Regions from separate parts of the Homo sapiens genome. Here region 2 is linked to region 1. Evidence: chromatin contacts called from ENCODE Hi-C or POLR2A ChIA-PET data. All regions are on one chromosome and are shown on one strand. The core of a region is the stretch at or near the end of the contact, and the rest is flanking DNA. Distances in the headings are between cores, read along the strand shown.

The links. Hi-C counts contacts between places; a loop is a spot of excess contacts on that map. ChIA-PET counts read pairs that join two places held with the same protein, here RNA polymerase II (POLR2A). Pooled maps may share reads with other maps.
Region 2: a loop to region 1 is called in a map of naive thymus-derived CD4-positive, alpha-beta T cell, with 3 times the contacts of the local background. The contact joins the promoter of SFSWAP here to the enhancer-like site in region 1. A Hi-C loop is called at or near these places in 1 of 168 maps with a recorded cell type or tissue (naive thymus-derived CD4-positive, alpha-beta T cell), 3 of 37 single-sample maps with no recorded cell type and 12 of 50 pooled maps. POLR2A ChIA-PET finds 5 or more read pairs at or near these places in 3 of 52 experiments (CD4-positive, alpha-beta memory T cell, activated B cell and activated CD8-positive, alpha-beta T cell).

Annotation. Positions count from the first base shown.
Region 1 is chr12:131,508,675-131,513,696 of GRCh38, forward strand. The region is part of intron 1 of LOC101929974 (a long non-coding RNA gene); the gene reads right to left. Among named protein-coding and RNA genes, the nearest start is that of LINC02414, 140 kb to the right of the region's middle. RefSeq lists an enhancer at 2,542-2,591. Within about 2 kb of position 3,262, at least 3 of the 41 ENCODE cell types and tissues checked have a DNase peak (open chromatin) inside an H3K27ac peak, as active enhancers do.
Region 2 is chr12:131,707,541-131,712,442 of GRCh38, forward strand. It overlaps SFSWAP (splicing factor SWAP), which reads left to right and starts at 3,550. Exons shown (of 18, transcript NM_004592.4): 1 at 3,550-3,907. The coding sequence starts at 3,690. RefSeq lists enhancers at 3,105-3,194, 3,335-3,624, 3,715-3,784.

The sequences.
Region 1 (5,022 bases), core at 2,012-4,511:
TGTTTGTTACACGGCCCCTCACTCAGTCAGGGGAGTCCACATCTGTGCATGCTGGAGAAATTGATAGGGCTGCTGGTGCTGGGTGATGGGGCATAAATTCCCCCAATGGTTAGTATTGATGGCTATGGCCTCTTTCCAAAGAAATAAGCTCTCAGAATTACACACAGTGGCTGAAGCCATTTTTAGCAGGTGGAGGCCACATATCACAGCCACAGAGATTTGTTTCCTTAGACCTTAAAGATTATTTCTCATTCTGATGGCCAATCCCTCATTGAGGGCAAAGATAAAATGGTTTCCGGGAGAATGGACACAAACCCTATCTCCCACGCCCCCATCAGTGCTCCCGACCTGCTCATTGACAGGATTTGAGGAGAGCCCAAAGATCCCACTTACTGCAGAAGATGAACAAGCAGAATCTCAGAGCACCCAGTTCCTTTTCTCTAAAGAGTACAGGATGTTGTCAGGATAAACTGATCCTTCCAAGCACTATTTAGTGTGAAGAAATCTAAGGCTTATTATAGCAGAGTCTTAAATGTCAGCATTCATGGGAATCACCCAGAGGGTTTGTTAAAACATAGATTGCTGGGCTCTACTCCTACAGTGTCTGAGCAGGTCTGGGAAGCAGGACTGACAATTTGTATTTCTACCAAGTTTCCAGGTGATGCTGATGCTGCTGGCCCAGGGACCCCACTTTGAGAACCACTGGATTTAATGGGAAAGGAGCAATATTGCCAGATGGCACAGGACCCAGTGCTATGCTCCTCCTAAAGAACTATTATCCAAAAAGCAGGCCCTACTGTAGGGCTGGCTGCTGACCTGGGGGAATTGTGAGAGTCAACCCCAGGGTTCTTGGGAGATGTGGCCCCAGTTAACCTGGAGTCACAGGTGGCTCTGGCAAGCATCCCTCTCCCACCTGCCCTTTTCACAGGCCCGCACTCAGGGTCTTAGCAGTTGGAAGCATGTGGTGAGAGTCACTAGGTCATCATTGGCTTTCCCTAAGGTTGTGTGGCAAAATCCCCACGTCAGTTCGAGGCCACGCCCTGCAAGTCAGTTCCTCAGAGAAGGCCCTACCTGTTGACACAGAGGATGAAAAAGAAGCTAACAAAATGTAGAAGCTGGCATTGGAGTAGAGGGCACGGGCAGGGGAACAAACCCTTGCAAACCCCACTGCCCACACATGTGGCCGTTCCTACTCTGCGCACTGCCTCCCTCAGCGTGGGTGGAAGTATCTCTAGGCCATATGCTCGGGGAAGCACTGATCATTAAATTAGCCCTGCTCTTGCTCTAATTAAGACTCCCATCTGTTTCACTCATTAACCACCACTGGCCTGTTCCTGCCTCTGGTGTTTCACTTCATATTTCAAAGGAGTCAACTGCCTCTCTCCAGCCAAAATCACCAAGGGTCCAGGTTGTAAATCAAGTGGGGCTCAAGGGCAGCCCCTCCTGAGTTCTAAGTCACTATAGTCACACTTCTGCTCAGGCCCTTTGGGGTCCCTGCCCACCACACAGCCACCTGATGAGCCCCATCTACTCCTTGTCACTCACGGATTCTCTCCTCTCCTCAGTGGGGTCTTCCTCCCGCCCACCGGTGAGCTCCAAGGCTTGATCCTTCACAGCCCATCACACCTGGTGTATGCCTCAGTTTACCCCTCATCACCTGGCCCAATGACTGAGACTCTGTCTCCCTCATAGACTATAGGTTCCCTAAAGGCTGGGACTTGGTCTTTTTGTCTCTGTAACCCCAAAGTGCATCCCAGCACCAGGACTCAGAAGCCCTCAGGAAATGAACATTGAAAGAATGAGTGAATGAATGAATGATGAACAAATGGATGGACGTGCAAAACTGCTGCACACGGATCTGGCACCTCCCTGGAGGAGGTGAGACACGGCCATAATGAGCTTCCTTGTCAAGAGCCCAAGAGCCTGGCAATGACAGCTCCTGGCAATGGGTGCCTATAAAACCCAGAATTGTTTCAGCACTTCGGCTCTCAGAGAAACTGCAGCCAGCTTGTTCTCATAAGACTAATGCAATAAAAATAAAACACCTGTTTCTGGGAAACAAAAATATCATGCATTATTCAGCTACCATCTTTAGATCCTGGGAAACTGTATCTGAAAGGATCAATCACTGAGAAATAGGTACCAAAATGTGCTACTTTTAAAGTGATGGTCTGTTGTTTCTTAAAATGAACAACAAAAGATCTTTGGGGAACAGGCCTAGCTGAAGCTCTCTGAGGACTCTCAACATAGGCAGAGCTGCCAGTGTCCCTGGTCAAACACAGAAGGAGAGGGGTCCCTGGATCTGGAGGAGGCTCTGGGCAGGGGGGATCGTAGCGAAGATGCGCTTTCCTCTCTGATGCCATGACCCCCTTCTGTTTCCCCAAGGCCAGCCCTGGTCTGGGGGGCTCCAGCCTTCCCACATCCACCTGCTCCTGGGTGCACTTCCGTGGGGCTCTCACCCTCACAGCCCGCCCCCAGGATCCCAGATCCCACTCATACAACCCGAACATTCTCTGCTTCTTTCTCGGGAGTCTGGAATCATGATCAGTAAGTCTAGACTTTTTTTGAAAATGCCAATGCCAAAGCCAAAGCCAGGCCATGGGGCCCAAGGAAGCATTCCTCTCATCCTCCTCTGAATACTGGGCATGGAGAAAACCAGGAGACACAGACTCAGAAAGGGCCAAGTCAATTTCCTAAAGATGTTATAATTGCTCACTTCCCAGCTAGCTCTGATGCCTGCAAGCTCTTCACCAACCCCAGGAGGTGAGCGTCATGCAAATGATACCAATTTCCCACCCCCGTCCTGTCTCTGAATAGACAGGAAGTACATGAGTCAGTAGCATTTGACACTCACAGAGGAAGGTGCTGCTGAGAGAGGCCTGGGACAAGCAAGAGGAAGGAACAGACTCAGGGGAAGACTGTGAGGGTGGCATGTGGCAGAGCCGCCCACCAGCACCCAGACCACCTCCTAGGCCCTGTGCACGTGGAGACTGAGTGAGGACTTCCCAGAGTCTGCAGGTGGTGCCCACCCTGTCCTCCGAGGGAAAGTGAGACAGTCACCCCAGGCTGGGCTGAGCAGCCCACGGGTCGCTGCAACCCTCACACTGCACCTCACTATTCCCTAAAGGGCCCTGCAGGACTGGTTCCATCCCTTCTCTGGCCACATCTGTGTCAGGGATTCCAGGACCATCCCCAGGTTCAGAGACTCCCAGGACTCAGGCTGCAATTTATTACAGTGAAAGGACAACCTGCAAAAACAGCAAAGAGAAAGGCACAAGGGGAACCAGGCACAAGCTCCCAGAGTCCCCTCCCTGGGGAGTCACACAGCACATGTCTAATTCCCCAGCGATGAGATGTGACAACACATGTGAGTGCTGTCTATGAGGGACGCTCACTAGAGACTCGGCACCCAGGGTTTACTGGGGTCTGGTCACGTCAGCACCTGTGCCTGGCATAGTCCAAAATCCCAGCCTCTCAGAGGGAAAGCAGGTCCTCAGCATAAACCCTATTGTTTGCACACGCAGCCATTCAGTGAATCAGTGTGGGGGCCTGTTTATCGGCAAAGCTCCCAGGCCCCAGCTGAGGGCCAACCTTGCCAGCAGGCCTCTGCAGGGAGGGCATCTTTGGCCTTCATGGTTAATTCCTTCTGCACAAGTACCACCTCTGTCCCGCCCATGCTCACCGTCCCCAGCCACATGAGCTCCCACCAGCACCTTGACCTCCTGCAGGCTCAGCCTGGCACCGCTCCCAACTCCATCCATGCACAGCTGGCTCCTTGTTGGCATCCAGGGCTCAGATCAATGTCACCTCCCCACAGTCACCTCCTCCCCACAACCACCCAGTCTACAGTAGCCTGCGTCCTACGTACCACCACACAGCACAGTGTTAGGCCCTCCCCACACTGTTCTTAAATGTTCTTATTTGTTTACTACCTGTCCTTGCTGGGATGCCAGTTCCCAGAGAACAGGAGCCTGGTCTATACCCTCAGATCCTAACCAGTGTGTGCACATGATGAATGCACGTGTGATGGTTACTACTTAGTATCAACCTGATCGGATTGAAGGATACAAAGTATTGATCCTGGGTGTGTCTATGAGGCTGTTGCCAAAGGAGATTCACATTCGAGTCAGTGGGCCGGGAAAGGCAGACCCGCCCTTAATCTGGGTGGGCACCATCTAATCAGCTGCCTGCTCAGCTCAAATATAAGCAGGCAGAAAAATGTGAAAAGAGAGACCGGCCTAGCCTCCCAGCCTACACCTTTCTCCCGTGCTGGATGCTTCCTGGATGATCCCTTGAACTGGACTTGGACTTGGACTGGCTCTCCTTGCTCCTCAGTCTGCAGACGGCCTATTGTGGGACTTTGTGATCGTGCGAGTTAATACTTAATAAGCTCCCCTTTATCTATCTATCTATATATATATATATATATATATATATATATATATATATATATATGTTTGTGTGTGTGTGTGTGTGTGTGTGTCTGTATTCCACTAGTTCTGTCCCTCTAGAGAACTCTAACACAGCACATAAGAAGACGGGTGTTCATGAATACCTGAGTGAATGAAATTAAAAGTGTTCTGGGAACTGAGATGTTAATACACTCCTGTGTTGGGATTGTTCTCAGAGGACCCGGCTGTAGCATTCACAGCAAGGTGAGGCATCCCAGGGCCATGCTGCCTCTGGCCTCACTTCCTGCTCCTCTGCCCCTCACTCTGCATGCCCAGCATCTGAGCCCCTGACTGCCCCCCTCCCTAAAACCTTCATCTGCCCAAGGTCCATGCCCTGGCTGTCCACGGGGCTAATGTGTGCCTTTATGTTTGCTCACATATCACCTCAGCAAGCCCTTGCCTGACCAGGTAATTTAAATGGAACTTCCTCAGCCCTGACGGCCTCATCCACCCCTGAACAGTGCCATGGCTGTATTCACCCAAGGCACATTCAGGCTTCTAACAGTTTTAATACTTATTTATGATGGGCATCATTTCTCTGTCATCCCTGACTAGAATGAAAGCTCAAATA
Region 2 (4,902 bases), core at 2,300-4,799, 200 kb after region 1:
TATGTATGTTTAGCCAACCTGTTTAGCATAAAACTCCTCTCCCACCCTTCTTCCTTCAAAGTGCCTACTTTCTGTCTCAGCCAGAGGGTCTGCTTCCCAGGCTGTGGGTTGCAACTCTTCTCAGAAATAAAGTTCTCCTTTCCAAATTTAAGATCTTGTGATCTTTATTTTGACATATGAGATTTCCCTAGCCGGTTTTTAGTCCATCCCTGAAAGACTGAATGGTTAGATCTTTGATATCTTTCTCAAGTACCTCCCATTTGACCTCAGCCATCCATTTTCAAGTATCACCAGTCCCAGTATCATATGAATAAATTGGGAAAGATCAAGGAATCATGGATCATATACTCCAGGAGAATTTTTTACCTCCAAGAAAATTTCTGGGGGCTTTCCTTTGAAACCTTTCACTGTTGCTCTGAACTCAAAAGATTTCTGAACAAGGCATAACAGTGATTAAAGAAGCAGACTTATTAATCTGAGGGCCTAACTATATAAGGCATTTGTTTAGCTTTCTTTTTGTCTTTGGGGTAGGAAGGTAACTGAGATAAGAAGTTAGGAGATTCTGAGTAGGCAGAGAAGGATAGAAAGATAGAATGTACAGTGAGTTCAATACATCAAAATACAATTTTTTTTCTCATAAATTAGCTGCTTAAGTTTTTCATTTGCTTTTTGTAAGAAGTCATTTAGAAAGGCAATTTTTGGTTCATTTAACCTTTTAGAAGCCTCTGCATGTCAATCAAAATACATCCTTTTGTTTCTGAGGTGTTTTTTGTCCTTTCTTAATATTTTATTTTATTCCTTTCAGACCTAGTCCTGCAAATATCCTTTCTTTTCTAATGTCTTGCAAGTGAACAATTTTATCTAGGTTAAAACTTCCTCACTTTGACCACTGTTAACTCTTAGATTACCTTTGGTAGGTTCACCCATTTCTCTGGAAAAGTGCAGACTCTGGGTTCATAGGTTCTTATACATGAAATTGGCTGGAGTTCCAGGTGGAGGAGTTTCAGACTCCTTGGATCCAAATGAAGGCATCATTCCCTGTATTCTCATACCCTTTCCTACCATAAGCCTCCTACTGGACTCAGTCCTGCTCCCATAGGCCTTGTACTGGATCCAGTCCCAGTTTCTGTTGTAACTTCTGGACCCAGCTCAGATCAAAAATGCTCAAATAAACTTTAAGAATTTGACACAAGTTGTAGAGTTTGTATCCAAGCAGGGCCTACAAGTGGCGGCCTCCAAATGTGCAGTGAGAAGCCCTGAGCACAAATGGCTCAGTGTGTGAAGCAGGCCCACGGGCACTGGTTACCAACCTGTTCTGAATTCTCATAAGCAACAATTTACATGTAGTGCATTTATTACCTATAGACAGGTGGTAGGAGACGAAGACTAGGACTCACTGTGAGCCAATCCCCCCAAAGCTCAGAAAGTTGCCCAGGTGGATGAAATCTCTACTGCGTATTCCTCACTTACACCACAGATAAGAGATCCCGAAGAGCAGCCCACCCAGATTACATACCACATGTCACATGAATCACTGGGCTAAAGTGTTGAAGGACCTTCTATTTCTAGGGGAGAACTGGAACAGAGCCTGGGCTACTTCAGCCAGTCCCTCCCTATCTCAGGATGTTGCATCCCAGCTCGTTATGCAGTTACTCTTGAAAACTACAAAGGAAAAGGAGGGAGAAGTGGGTAGGCCCAAGGCTATACAGAGAACTGTCCTGCACAATGAAGCACCTGCATCTGTTTAGTCACTGTTCCCAGAGGTCATCATTGAGGGAATAGGGGGGCCTTCAGATCCCATTTCTGACACCAGAACTGTTAAAAGAGAAACTTTACACAAAACAAATTCGAGTTTATTCGAGCAAGAAAACAATTCATGAATCAGGCAGCATGCAGAAGCAGAAGAGGTTCAGAGAGTTCCACTCAGCAGCATGAGCAGCAAGCTTTTATAGACCCAACACGGAAGCAGAAAAATTACTTGATTGGGTTTTGGTTTGCTTGCATAGGAGCTGGTGTTACAGAGTTGATCTCAAGCTAATGGCCTCCTTATTTGCTTTAGCACCCCACACCTGAACCCAAGGGAAAGCTTGAAGGGAGCCCAGCACCGAAACAAACTAGTAAATGCCTGGGGGCAAACAACAGTGTTTTTATCAAGTAACCATGACACATACATCTTCCTCAGCAGTGGCAGAGCAGTCTTGTAGAGTTAGATAGGAAGATGATGGCCTGGCCACGCATGCTCAGCTGCTGGCCCGGCTCATTCTACAGGTATTAACCAGTATTTGGCCCACAGTGTGCTAAGCACCATTCTAGGTGCTGAGGATGCTAAGGTGACCCCAACAATGTCCCTGATCTCTTAAAGCTAATTCTGGTGGGATGCTGAACACAGGATGTAACCTAAGGTGGTGATGAGAGGTACACAGACAAATCGGAAGGCACAAGTTAGCCACCAGTGAGGGGAAACTCCAGACAACGTAGACACATAAGGCCAGGTGGAGAAATGGATGACTGAGTTAAACTTGGGTAAGGAGCCTGGCAAATGAAGACAGAAGCATGACCCAGTCAGGGGAAACCACAACAAAAGACGTTTGGTGGGAACTGCCTGTTTCTTAATTTCCAAAAATCAGTTAAAGGTTCATATACATTATCTCATTTCAACATCACTGGTAGAAAGATTCCATTTTTATGGAGAGGGGATCTGAGGCCCAGAAAGGAGACGATCTGTCATCGTTTTCCACTCAAGGGCAAACATGGGGATATCCCATCCCATCCCAAAGCCTAAGATTTTGCACTCCAGGCCCTTTGTCTGACCTGAAATTACTGAGCTAAAAGGGACCGAAAGATCCTAATGGAACCACCGATGGGAAAACTGCGGCCCAGGAGGAAACACACCAAGCAAAATTGCACCGTATCCAGGTGGCCAGTCTCCAGACTGGGGTCTCCCTGCCCCGCCAGACCATCTCCCGGCGACAAGGGTCTCAGGTTTCCGAAATCTCGCCACCCGCGAGTGATTTGCAGCGCAGGGGCCTCTGCTGCCTCGGAAACCTTCAAAGGTGGGCGGGTCGGGGACCAAGTCCCCCTAGGGATGGAGAAGGAAACGGGGCCAAGGAAAAGGACATCGCCACCCTGGGCAGAGCACGCACGGCCCCAGCGACTCGGACATGGTGAGGGGCGCGGAGGCTCGGGGTGGACCCGAGGCCTCCACACATGTGGCAGGCTGCAGCAACCCGCCACCCACGAGGACTCGCCCAAGGCCCAGAGCGCGCCGGGCCCCTCCCTCCGACTCCGTCGCCGCCCGACTGGCCGCAGCGGAAGCCGGCGCGCGATCCCACGCTGCGCTTTCGCCACGTCCTGACGGCTGCCCGATAAAACGGACATTAAAATTGCACTTTCCACTGAATACAGCAGCGCCTATTGTGGCGGCACACCTGAATGCGAAAATTAAAGCCAAAATATTTCCTAGCGGCTAAAAGAGCTCCAAGCCTAGGCGAATCTGCCGGTCCGCTCGCCGGAAATGCGGGCTCTCCTGCCGGAAGCTGCCCCTCCACCATTTTGTGGCCCGCTATGGCGGCGGTGTTGAGGTTGGGTACGGGATGCGGGGTCTTTGACTGAAGGGGTAGGCCAAGTGGAGGTATCAGGGACGTCGCGCGGCACAGAAGAGGACCAGCCTGGACGCCGGGGACGCTGTCATGTACGGCGCGAGCGGGGGCCGCGCCAAACCCGAGAGGAAAAGCGGCGCGAAGGAGGAGGCCGGGCCAGGCGGTGCCGGCGGTGGGGGCAGCCGAGTGGAGCTCTTGGTTTTCGGCTATGCCTGCAAGCTGTTCCGGGACGACGAGCGGGCCCTGGCTCAGGAACAGGGACAGCACCTCATCCCCTGGATGGGGGACCACAAGATCCTCATCGACAGGTCGGTTCCTCTCCCCACCCGTCGATCCTTCCCTTCCCTCACCCGCTTGATCTCGTCTGATGTTGACTTGACTGCAAGGACTGCAGAGAGTTTTCTGGAGCCAGCGGGGATCTGGGGGACACCCCCTCCCCTGTCCCCACCTCCTCCTGGTGTTCTGGTGGGGAGGGGGACGGTGAAACCTGCCCTAAGGCACTGGCTGGAATTGCGTGCCGCGTCCGTCTCCGGAGGGATCGTCTCTGGTCCCGCAGCCCCTCTCGACCCCTCACCCTGTCGCTGGGCTGCAGTTGGCGATTCCGCGCGGTGAAAGCAGCCAGTGCCCAGGGTCTTTTCCTGAGTGCACCTGGGCCTGCCGCCCGGCGATGCCATGGGGTCGTGCGCTGCTTTTCTACTTGCCGCGCTCTCACTGCTCGGTGTACTGGGAGGGTACCCTGGGAGGCGTGCCTTTATTCTTCCGAACCGCCGCTCACTGAGACAGTGGCTAGAAGTGTCTCTTGGACCTGTGAGTTAGCCTTAACCTGTTATGCCCCCAGAGCCCTCAGTGGAGCGCCCGTACTTTGCCGGCATGACGTTTGATTTCCCGGTGATAATCCGACGAGTTTGACAGATTGAGGTAGTGAGCAAAGTTGCCCGTCAGTTGGTGGCCACTTGACTTCGTGCGGACCCTGGCCTTGCTCTTGGAAGAGATAGTGTTCTTAGGGCTGGTTTCACTGTCTCTTAAGACTGAAGGGTGGAGCTGGGATATAGATGTGTTGTTTCTTTTCAAATCAAACCTGCTTTAGGTCGTCACTCGAGGGTGTCTAGCGATTATGGGCAGTGGGGGCCTGGGATTAGGGATTTCTAAAGGCGTTTGATTTGAAAAGGATAACATTACATGATGTAGGTGGTTTGCTCCCCTCTTTCTTCCCATTTTTTCAATCCCCCTTCCCCTCGTCTCTGGGTTTTGGGGTTGTTGTGGGGTGGTTTTTTTTCTTTTTTGCCTGTTCGGCTACTTCTGG